Linked DNA regions of Homo sapiens: region 2 is linked to region 1. A link is a contact called in ENCODE Hi-C or POLR2A ChIA-PET data. All regions are on one chromosome and are shown on one strand. The core of a region is the stretch at or near the end of the contact, and the rest is flanking DNA. Distances in the headings are between cores, read along the strand shown.

Region 1 (5,849 bases), core at 2,404-4,903:
CTGTTAAATGAAAGGCTATGCTCTAAATTTCTTCTCATGCTAAAAACCTCAACCCTGCCAGAATTCAAGCCTTGGGGCAGGGGAAGGATTCTATCACATTCCTTTTTTTTTTTTTTTTTTTGAGACGAGTCTCGCTCTGTCACCCAGGCTGGAGGGCAGTGGCGCGATCTCGGCTCACTGCAAGCTCCTCCTCCCGGGTTCACACCATTCTCCTGCCTCAGCCTTTCCGAGTAGCTGGGACTACAGGCGCCCGCCACCACGCCCGGCTAATTTTTTGTATTTTTAGTAGAGACGGGGTTTCACCGTGGTCTCGATCTCCTGACCTCGTGATCCACCCTCCTCGGCCTCCCAAAGTGCTGGGATTACAAGCGTGAGCCACTGCGCCCGGCTATCCCATTCTTATCTTCCAGTTTAAAGGCAGACTTCAAAGTAAAATCGTTTTAGTGGAATTGTCACAGCCATTGTTAAGGTTTTAATTGAATTTAGTATATAGAAAAGTGCATATATCTTAAGTGTCCAGCTTGGTTAATACTTACAAAGAGAATATACTCATGTAATCACCACCCAGATCAAGACTTGGAATGTGACCATCTCCTAAAGCTCCATGCCTCTCCAGTCATTGCCTCCCTGGGATAACCACCATTCTGACTTGTAACAGTGCAGCATGGCTTGCCTAGATTTGGACCTTTTATGTTAATGGAGTCACATGGCATGTACACTTCTGTGACTGGCTTCTTTCACTGAACATTGTGTCTGTGAGAGTCACTCATGTTGTGTATCAGTAGTTGTTCTTTTCCATTGCCCTATACTATTCCACTGTACGAGTATACCACAATTTATCCATCATTCCATAACTGATGGATATTTGGGTAGTTTCCAGTTTGGGACAATTAAGAGTAAAGATACTGGCCAGGGGCGGTGGCTCATGCCTGTAATCCCAGCACTTTGGGAGGCCAAGGCGGGCAGGAGTTCATGAGGCCAGGAGTTCGAGACCAGCCTGGCCAACATGGCGAAACCCCGTCTCTAATGAAAATACAAAAATTAGACAGACGTGGTGGCAGGTGCCTGTAACCCCAGCTACTCGGGAGGCTAAGGCAGGAGAATCGCTTGAATCCAGGAGGCAAAGGTTGCAGTGAGCCGAGATCGTGCCACTGCACTCCAGCCTGGGTGACAAGAGCAAGACTCCATCTCAAAAAAAAAAAAAAAAAAAAAAAAAGAGCAAAGATACTATGAATATTCTATTTGTGTCTTTTGGTGAACAACAGCCCTTATTTCACTCAGGTACACATCAAGAGTGGCGCTGCTGGGTCATGGAGCAGTGAGGTCAGCATGAGTAGCCACTGCTGGGCTTGCTGTTTTAGATGATGTCTGAGCTAGCAGGCATAGACATTCCCAATGTACCCAGAACAGACTCTCAGAAGCATGGGTTGGACCCAGGAGAGCCCAGTGGCCAAGGAAAAGGGATCTCCCAGGGCACACCCACAAGCAGCCTCCAGCAAAACCATCAAGCAAAACCCCCACTCCCAGTAGGCTGAGGAAGCCCTCCATGCTGTCACCTCCATCTGGGTCTCCCACTGTCCTCTGGGAGTAGTAGCTCAAGCCAGCCTCCCACAGCTGTCTCCTCCACACACCTCACATGAGGCCAGCCCTCTAGTGGTCAGAAACTTGGTGTTGACTCACTGCCTGAGGAGTGGACAGAGGCTGGGAAACTGTGTTCCAGATGCCAGGTGGCCCCCAGCAACCAGAGCCCTCTCCTTGCTAGCTCTCTGCTGTAATCAGCTGGCAGACACCAGCCCTGGCTGAGAGCAATAGGGACTGGGGACCAGGAGCTGTGCCAACATCACTCCCCAGCCTCGTAGCTGAGGCCCCACAGTCTCTGGGCTTGCCGCAACACCTGCACACACATTTACGTGTTGTCACATGCTTTGGCCAGGCCCTGGCCACCTGCAGCTTCCCTTCAGTCACCTCCTAACCTATCCTGGGTCCTATGGCTTAAGGGGCCCAGAGTGCACTTTCTCAGGGGGTGCTGGCTCTAGGATCCCTGCCTGGGCCACCCTACCCTGTTCTCCTTTCTTGTCACCAAAGAGCGTGTTCAAGCCGGCTCCAGTCCTGTGTTGTGCATGGCCCTGGGGAGTGGAGATGGAAGCCATCAGCACTATTGGTGAGACCTGATTCACAGGGGTGCAAAGGCCGCAGCTGAATGCCAACGGGCAGCCTGAGCAGGAAGGCTTCCTCCCATTTTGTCTGAGTATATATCTACAAGGTCAATTAAAAGGACAGGAAAGGCCAGGCGTGGAGACTCACGCCTGTAATCCTAGCAATTTGTGGGGGAGAAGCGGGAGGATCACTTGAGCCCAGAGTTCAAGACCAGCCTGGGCAATACAGTGAGACGCTAACTCTACAAAAAAATTTAAAGTAGCTGGATGTGTTGCCTGCCTATAGTCCCAGCTACTTGGGGGGCTGAGGTAGGAGCATTGCTGATGGGAGCGGGCAGCGAGGCTGCAAAAAAAAAAAAAAAAAAAAAAAAAGCCGGGAAAGGGAATTCTAGGCTGGGGGAACAGTCAGTGGGGGAGGCTCCGAGGCACATTTGGGGGACAAGGCTGAAGCCATTCACATGCCAAGAGGTAAAGGAGGTGCAGCTTCATGGTCGCGGTGGGGGTGGTAGTGGTGGTGGTGGCTGGAGGAACACATGCAAGTCAGGCAGTGAGGCCCAGGCAGGCCTTGTGGGGCCCCCAAACACCAATGGGCCAAGCCTCCAAGTTGGGGCTTTTACGTAAGGCTCTATAGGGGTTAGCGCCAGAGTGCCCCTTTCAGGTTTAAGGTATAAACCTCTTCCCTGTTGTTTTGATGGCCTCCAGTCAAGAAGGGGGCTTGCTGGTCAGCCCTACTAAGCGTTCGCCCTGGGCGACACTCTACAAGGTTTTACTGGGGCCCAATGAAATTGACAGATCTGCCAGGGACACACACTGAGAGTCCAGAAGCAGCGTTCGAATCGTTCTGCGCCGAACCGAGTGACAGCATTAAACCGCTGCAGGAACCCACAAATTCAGAATCTGCGCAAAATACACATATTTGTATTTAAAATCCGCGCAAAATACCCATGTGCCTAAATACACATATTTCCCTCCAAAGTCATAATTTCCGGGGGTACAGCCCAGGAATGTACATTTGAACTGGTGCCCCAGTGATTCTCACGCATGTTGGCTAGATAAGAACTCAGCCGCAGCCCGTAGCTGCGCGGCCCGGCCTAGGTCCACCCGCCGCCCGTCCCGGAGCCTCCTAAGGCCGCAGGCGACGCGCCCCGCCCTCCGGGGACAACTAGGCCCCGGCCTTTTCCGCAGACTCCGCGCTCCGAGCCGCGGCGCCCCCTCGCGGCCGCCGGGGTCGGCAGCCTGGGGCTCCGCTGATCTAGGGCAACGAGCGGGGGACGCTTCGAGCCCGCAGCGAGAGTGACCAGCATGGTCCCTGCCGGCAGCTCGGGGCCGGAGGGTTTTGACTGCAAGGCCAGCCCACGCCGAGGGTCCAAGCATCGGGATATGCCGCCAGCACCTGGCTGCTGCAGCACCGCGCTGGACATGAGCGCTCCGCCCAACCCGACGGCGTCAGCTGGCGCGCGCGCCCGCGACCGACGTGCGCAGGCGCCCACGGGCCGCGCAGCCGCCATTGCTCTCCTGCCACGGAGGGGAGCGCTTGGTGGCAGTCCGCGGGCCCGGACGGAAGGCTGAGGCGACGCCTCGACGACAGCGGACCGGAGCTGCAGGGGCAACACATTCAGGGCGGGGTGCCCCATTTAGGCCTGGCTGACCGGAGTAAGAAACTACAACCCCCGAAGTGCCTTGCGCCTCAAGGTTACGGAGGCAGTGACGTAAGCTGTCTTGACCGCTACCATTTCTCTAGTAGAGGCGGGACGCGGCGGCGCGGAGTGATGACGCGCTCTGCTGGCGGCTGGAGGGTTGCGGAGGTCAGCAATTGGGTGCTGGGCTCCGGTTCTCGAAGTGCCTTTGCGAACCTGCTATTTTACCAGTTTAAACTGACGGTCTGTTTAGCCTTAGCTACAGATACCCACTGACTGTGTACCCGCCGCCTTTCAACCCCCGGGCCGGCCACTGAGCCAGCCAGATAACCATTACTATTATTTAGTTTCTATTTTGAAACAGTTTCAGGTAACTCCTGTATGCACTTGGATGAGATTCACAAGTTGTAACCTCATTTGCCCCATTTACCTTATTATTTCCTCTGTTTTTCTCTCTGCCTTTTTTCTTCCCTGGACCAAGTGAGTTAGTTGCAGATATGAAATCCTGTTTCCTCTATATTTAGAGGCCCATCCGTGTTTATTTTCTAAAAACAAGGACGAGCTCCTGCATTCAAAATCGGGTAACATTGGTCAAGACTTTTTCTGACCCATAGTCCATATTGAAATGTTTTTAAAGTTTTTATTAGTGTCCTAATAATGCCCTTTATGGAAATTATCCTTTTGTTTTTCTTTCTTTTTTTTTGAGACAAGAGTTTCCCTCTGTCGCCCAGGCTGAAGTGCAGTGGTGCGATCTCGGCTCACTGCAGCCTCCCCTCCCGGGTTCAAGCGATTCTGTGGCTTCAGCCTCTCAAGTAGCTGGGGTTACAACCATGCGCCACCATGCCCGGCTAATTTATTTTTAGTAGAGATGAGGTTTCACCATGTTGGCAGGCTGGTCTGGAACTCCTGACCTCAAGTGATCCGCCCACCTAGACCTCCCAAGGTGCTGGGATTACAGGCGTGAGTCACCACACCTGGCCCAAATTACCCTTTTCTTGGTCCAGGACCCGATCCAGGAGTACACGTCGCATTCAGCTATCTGGTCTCTTCAGTCTCCTTCGGTCTGGAGCAGCTCCTCAGGTTTTCCATGACCGCATGACCTTGACGCTTTTGAAGATACCTGTTGTTTTGTAGAACTAGGTTTAGGGTGGTCTGAGATTTTTTTTGTTTGTTTGTTTGTTTTTCTTTTTTCTTTTTTTTTTTTTTTAGTTTATGCCTATTCTGCTTATGTATGTCTGAGATTTTTTATCACTGGATTCTGTTATGTGATGTTGTTCAGATGCTGTTATTCAAAGTGTTCAGCCTCACTGGCCTCTGGATACACTCCCAGACACTGCCAGGTCAGCCCCTTCCTGTGGTCGCCTCTCCTGCTGGGGTTCACTCTCACCTTACCAATGTCTCTGGCTTCCCTGTAGCACCCACCCTGGAGCCATGGTCCACGCCTTCCTCATTCACACCTTGAGGGCCCCGAATACTGAGGACACGGGCCTTTGCCGAGTGCTGTACTCCTGCGTCTTCGGTGCTGAGAAGTCACCTGATGACCCACGGCCGCATGGTGCCGAGAGGGACAGGCTTCTCCGGAAGGAACAGATTTTAGCTGTGGCCAGGTAACCACACAGCCCAGCCCCAGGCCTTCATTGAACACGTACCTGATTGTAATAGGTATTTTCGGGGAGTGGGGACGCAGAGAAATAGGAGGACTAAGAAGCAGAGAGGAAGTTTTAGAGTAGCATTTCCCAGAGAGTCTTCCACAGCTTTTCATAAGTGTTACGTGAAAAGGGTTAAATAAATAATAATTCTGTTATCATTATTAGTATAATTAGCATTTGTTCAGCCTGTAAGTGCTAAGCATTTATATTCTGAACATCTTATATATATTAACTCATTTAATCCTCATAATAGTCTTTTGAGGTAGGTATAGTTATTATCTCCACCTTATAGATGAGTAAACTGAGGTATAGAGTGTTTGAGGAATTTAACCTGTCCAAGGTTACATAGCTAGAAAGTAGCAGAACTAAGATTTGAGAGTAGGCAGGCAGACAGTACAGATTAAACA
Region 2 (5,849 bases), core at 2,096-4,595, 110 kb after region 1:
GGCTCTGCAGCCTCCCTGCTCCCCTCCGTTTAAGGCTGTGGTCAGGGAGGGATGGGCAGGGTGCCAGCCGCATGGAGGCAGCAGAGACACCCGTGTTCCAGCTGGGGCAAGGGGAACTGATATGTGGGCTGTGGGCTGTTCCACTAGGCGTGGCCACCTCTGCACATGGGCCTTGGCACTTAGGAAATATGGGTGCTGCTGCATTGGGACCTTGTGTGGGTGCAGAGCAGGATGGCTGCTGCGTGGAGGGTAATTTTGTCCCCTGGAGAGTGATTGGTGACCCTCTTCCCTGCTGCTGCTGTTTGCAGGCTCCTGGCCTATACTACCTCTGACGCCCTGATCCTGAGTTCCTCTGCCCTCCTCTGCTGCCAGCAGCGCTGTTGGTGGCCTCACCCTCCTCCAGTACCCAGGCACCAAAGATGGCACCACCATCCTCCTGCTTGTACCACAGGGTGCTGCTCCCTGGGCCAACTCCTGTGAACTTGCTCACTTCCCATGGAGACCGAGGCCAGGGCCTGCCCCTCTGAGGCCCCTGTTTTGTGGTCCTGCTGCCTCTGCTGTGCTGCGTTCAGGAGGTTGTCCACTGCTCGACGTGGGTCACCATGCAGCCCTTGCTGTTCCCACAATTTAACAGAAAAGGAAACTGAACGGATGAGTAAGGCTGCCCAGGGTCACTCAGCTGGAAAAGAGTAGAGCTGGACTCAAACCCGGGACTGTCTGTCTCTGGTGCCTGAGTTGGGAAGACGCTGTTGATGTCCCCTTCTGCCTCGCTTTGAGCTTCCTCCTCCGTGGGCCCTCCCCCTACTCTAGAGAAACTAGTCCATTCCCTCATGTTCCACCTTGTGCTCAGTAAACCCTGTCACTCCACAGCAGGGTTTTTGAGACAGTCTCGCTGTGTCACCCAGGTGGAGTGCAGTGGGGCGATCTCAGCTCACTGCAACCTCTGCCTTCCAGGCTCAAGCAATTCTCCTGCCTTAGCCTCCTGCGTAGCTGAGACTACAGGCATGTGCCACCATGGCTGGCTAATTTTTATATTTTTAGTAGAGATGGGGTTTCACCATGATGGCCAGGCTGGTCTCGAACTCCAGACCCCAGGTGATCCGCCTGCCTTGGCCTCCCAAAGTGCTGGGAATACAGGTGTGAGCCCCTGCGCCCGGCTCACAGCAGGGTTCTTGATAGGCCACCAGTGAATCCCATGCCACCGAATCTGGCATTCATTTCACAGCCTCATCTCAGTTCTCACTCAGCAGAGCCCTCTTGCCTGTCCTGCCACCCAGGCTACTAATGTTCTGGTTCATTCTCTGCTGACAGTTAGCTGTGGCTGTCCTCAGCCTCAGTCCTGGGTCTCCCCAAGCAGTCATTAGCATCACCTTGACTGATTTCCAGGGAACACTTCAACCACCCCTTACCTCTGAGCTCCAGCCCCGAGACACTGCCTTCTCTCTGCATTTGTTGATCTCTGTGCAGCAGTGCCCACATCCTCATCCCAGCTTACTGCCGTCTCACCACCTTCAGGTTGTGAGGTGCCCATAAACTCTGCTGTTACCATTGCCACTTCCCTGTCTTAGCAGCTGTCCCTTTCAGTCTGCCCTCCACTAGTGGCCATGAAGGGGGCTGTGACCGTGGTCCAGGTGAGAAAGGAAGGCCTGAACTAAGATGGGAGGTGGGTGGCCAGAATGGAGAGGGGAGAAGTGGATGGCCAGAATGGAGAGATGCTTAGAGGGCTGTGTTGGGAAGTGGTGACTGGATACAGGGGAGGGAGGAGAGATACAAGAGGGCACCTGGGCTCATTTGTGGACTACGTGATTTTGAGACTCCAAATAAGCACTGGGTATTTGGGTTGGAGATACAGAGCTGAGAATGATATGCATGTAGGTGGGCAAAGCAAGGGGGATTTCATGAGTTCTAAGGTAGGGTGAGAAAAATAACCGAGAGTTGAGCAGTGACGGAGGAAGCTGCAAAGAAAACGACTGCTCAGGGAGAGGCTGGCCAGGGGCCTGTGGCTCAGGGGACTGAGAAGAGGAGCTCTCTAGGCATCTGAATTGAGGTTGCCCACAATTGGTTGCAAGATCGTGGCTGGCCTTGATGGAAGCTGGGAAGCCACTCGGTCCTAGTGAGGGGTGGTGAGGAGAGCAGCAACGGCCACACAGGAAGGCTTTGGACGTTTTTTCTCCTGACACTAGTTATTTCCAGGCCTGGGATATAGCTAGGGGCTTGGGGTGGGGGCAACTCTTTGCAGGGTGGTGTGGCCTGTGGAGGAAACAGGCTCAGTTCCACTACTTTGGCCAGGTGCAATGGCTCATGCCTGTAATCCCAGCACTTTGGAAGGCCAAGGCGGGTGGATCACCTGAGGTCAGGAGTTCAAGACCAGCCTGGACAACATGGTGAAACCCCGTCTCTACTGAAAATACAAAAATAATTAGCCGGGAATGGTGGTGCGTGCCTGTAATCCCAGGTACTCGAGAGGCTGAGGCAGACAGTTGCTTGAACCTGGGAGGCAGAGGTTGCTGCAGTGAGCCGAGATTGCTGCACTGCACTCCAGCCTGGGTGACAGCAAGACTGTCTCAAAAAAAAAAAAAAAAAAAAATCCGCTATTTCAGGTCACCCTGGTGCTGGCGTTCACGTGGAAGACTGCTTATCTGTATCCAGCTGTTTGCAGAGCTCAGGGAGGCCAGGGGGCTTCAGACTCCACTGTACTCTGCATTCCAGGATTCTCTGTTCTCTGGCTGTGGTGGCCTGACACACTCTTCACCACTGACCCCACCCCCGCTTGCACACTATGCCACAGGAAGGGCAGGGGCTTCCATCACAATCACTCAGTACTAGTTACCAGCTCTGATAGAATTACTCACCTTGAGTTTCCAAGTCTTGCTGAAGGTGCTTGCGTAAGTGGCACATGGATGTTCCCTCTGTTCAAAGGCATATGCACAACACTATTTTTCAAAATTTGCTTTTATTTACACGTTTGAGTCAATTACATGCATGTTTTATTTTTGAGGAGTGATTAGCAAAATGCATTAAAATTTTAAAATAGCAATTAAATATACAAAAATATAGCTTACAAAAAACTGCGAATGTTTAAAAATATTCTGCTGCAGAATTTTTAGTGTACAAAGACGTCTATGAAACCTGAGGTTCAGCATTTCATAAACCTTTTTTTGAGGGAGTTACACAATACCTAGTGAGGAAACCCGAGGGCCAAACTACAAGACGAAAAAGTGCCCCGTTCCTGGCAATGATGTCAGAAGACCAAGAGGCGATAGTTACCAGCAACACTCTAGGAAGACCAGCTGTCACCAGAAGGGAGTTCCTAACACTTGCCACACCTGCTCCCCCGACCGGGGGCCTGGGAGGGAAGGGCAGATGGAGAGGAACGGTGTGCAGTGGGCGTGAGATGCAGATCCACCAGGCTTGGGACTGGCAAAGGGAGCTGAGAAGAGAGTTCCCCCAAAGCACAAACAAGTCTGCTGACACTGGTGGGGCCCTTACAGTCACAGAAGTAAGGACTGGATGGTAAGCCAAAGGTGCTGATGCTTGGTCAAAAAGTGGAGTACATCTTTGCATCTTGTAACAATTTGGGCTCTACAGCTGAATTGGCAAAGTAAGGTTTACTACACAAGCCCCTCTTTTTCTTCTGATATCCCCACTCAAATGGAAGCACACTCCCCAGCACATGGGGATCCCTTATTAATCTTTACTAAAGAACCGTGAACCAGCATTTTCCAGTTATCAACTGGATATTTAGGCATGAATCTGGACATGTCCATCTGCTTAAGAAATCTGCTTAAGAAATCTGTAACAGCTACAGGAAAAGACACACCCAGGGCCAGAGATTCTACAAATGCCAGAAGAGTGGATGTGATAGAGAATTTTTTCTCAAGTTTTGGGTTAGGGCACCAGTTGCAATTTTAATCCAGGGGAGGATCTGGGCTGCTGCTGTAGGGGGCAAGTACACCAGGGAGGTGGGTGTGGACAGAGGCACTGGGCAGCTGCTGGGAAGCGAGGCACAAGTCTGTGCCCCTACTCCCAGGGCTGCCTGGAGGAAGCAGCTCTAACTTTCATCAGCGGGGACAAAAATGAACTTAAACTAAAAAAATTATTGGCCGGGCGCAGTGGCTCACGCCTGTAATCCCAGCACTTTGGGAGGTCAAGGCAGGTGCATCACGAGGTCAGGAGATCGAGACCATCCTGGCTAACACGGTGAAACTCCGTCTGTACTAAAAATACAAAAAATTAGCCGAGCGTGGTGGCGGGCACCTGTTGTCCCAGCTCCCGAGGCGGGAGAATGGCGTGAACCTGGGAGGCGGAGCTTGCAGTGGGCCAAGATCGTGCCACTGCATTCCAGCCTGGGTGACAGAGCGAGACTCCGTCTCAAAAAAAAAAAAAAAAAAAAAAAAAAAAAAAATTGTTGGGGTAATTTCTGTTGTCAAATGGAAAACAAGGCATAAAGGGAAAATTCTGTAGGAAGCATTTTCTTTTCTTGTGTGTTTTTTTGAGACGGAGTCTCGCTCTGTTGCCCAGGCTGGAGTGCAGTGGGGATCTTGGCTCACTGCAACTTCTGTCTCCCGGGTTCAATCAATTCTCCTGTCCCAGCCTCCTGAGTGGCTGGGATTACAGGCATGCGTCACCACACCCGGCAAATTTTTGTATTTTTAGTAGAGGGGGTTTCACCATATTGGTCAGGCTGGTCTTGAACTCTTGACCTAAGGTGATCCGCCTGCCTCGGCCTCCCAAAGTGCTGGGATGTTGGGATTACAGGCGTGAGCCATCGCGCCCGACCAGAAGCATTTTCTTTTCAAAGTGTGTGCACAGAGTGAGGAGGCCAGCCTGGGCAACATAGTGAGTTGAGACCTGTCTCTACAAAAAAATAATTACGAAAATTAGCCAGGTGTGCTGGTGTGCACCTGTAGACGCAGCTACAGACTGAGGCGGGAGGATCACTTGAGTCCAGGAAGTTGAGGCTGCAGTGAGCTACAATGGTGCCACTGCACTCCAGTCTGGGTAACAAGACCCTGTCTCAACAACAACGAAAAGTTGGGAGGGAAAGGGAGTAGCTCCATGAACTGACGCTGGACATTCAGGCATATCCACATGAGACTCACTGTGCACTTGCTCAGTAGCTAAGATGTCTGCCCCACAAAATAGAAGCCTTCAGTTGCTGCTGCTCAAACTCCTGCATCAAAGACACAAGAGCTTGCCTAAGTGACCACAACAGTTGCAGCCACACATCACCACTGGTCCTCACTTGGAACTGGCCAAGGTAGGGGAGGGGCCAGCAGCTGTCCAGGCACCTGCAGAGGCTGCTCAGAGCTGGGAGAGGCCTGTGCCACTGCTGTCAGCTACAGAGCCTGATCTTGAGCATCCTGTCGCAGATAGAAAGTCAATCAGAAAAATCTGGTTGTGCTCTTGGATTAGCTGGGCATTTGGGGTAAGGGAGGGACTGCAGATTCTGATTTGTACAGAAAACTAAAATTTCAGTATGTTGCAATAAAATGAAAATATGTCTTACTCAACAGGAGTGTGATTGCAAAAACATCCCCCAATTCTGGGTTCACATTTTGTATTCTGATTTCTGGGATGGCTCTTCCCACATTAGTAGGAGCGTTCCTTGAATACACTTGTCTGGTATCACATGAGTAGAAAAGGAGAAAAATTATATAGACACACATACACATGTGTGTACATGCATAAATGATCTCTGGAAGGATACCCAAGGAACAAACCAATAGTAGGTATTCATGGAGTGAGGAGCGGAGCTTGCTAGGCATCAGGAACTCAAGAAAGGCTTTTAACTACTTTATGATTTGTGAACCACATGAATGGATTACCTATTCAAAACATTAAGAAAG

What was found. Hi-C counts contacts between places; a loop is a spot of excess contacts on that map. ChIA-PET counts read pairs that join two places held with the same protein, here RNA polymerase II (POLR2A). Pooled maps may share reads with other maps.
Region 2: a loop to region 1 is called in a map of breast epithelium, with 4 times the contacts of the local background. The contact joins the enhancer-like site here to the promoter of AP5S1 in region 1. A Hi-C loop is called at or near these places in 1 of 168 maps with a recorded cell type or tissue (breast epithelium) and 2 of 50 pooled maps. POLR2A ChIA-PET finds 5 or more read pairs at or near these places in 5 of 52 experiments (AG04450, CD4-positive, alpha-beta memory T cell, MCF 10A and 2 more).

What each region holds. Positions count from the first base shown.
Region 1 is chr20:3,816,894-3,822,742 of GRCh38, forward strand. It overlaps AP5S1 (adaptor related protein complex 5 subunit sigma 1), which reads left to right and starts at 3,654. Exons shown (of 3, transcript NM_018347.3): 1 at 3,654-3,865; 2 at 5,209-5,400. The coding sequence starts at 5,225. RefSeq lists a silencer at 3,178-3,457 and enhancers at 3,454-4,157, 3,698-4,037.
Region 2 is chr20:3,924,375-3,930,223 of GRCh38, forward strand. It overlaps PANK2 (pantothenate kinase 2), which reads left to right. Exons shown (of 7, transcript NM_001386393.1): 7 at 1-5,513. RNF24 (ring finger protein 24) reads right to left here. Exons shown (of 6, transcript NM_001134337.3): 6 at 2,937-5,849. Among named protein-coding and RNA genes, the nearest start is that of MIR103B2, 9.7 kb to the left of the region's middle. RefSeq lists enhancers at 1,662-1,831, 5,300-5,469. Within about 2 kb of position 3,346, at least 9 of the 41 ENCODE cell types and tissues checked have a DNase peak (open chromatin) inside an H3K27ac peak, as active enhancers do.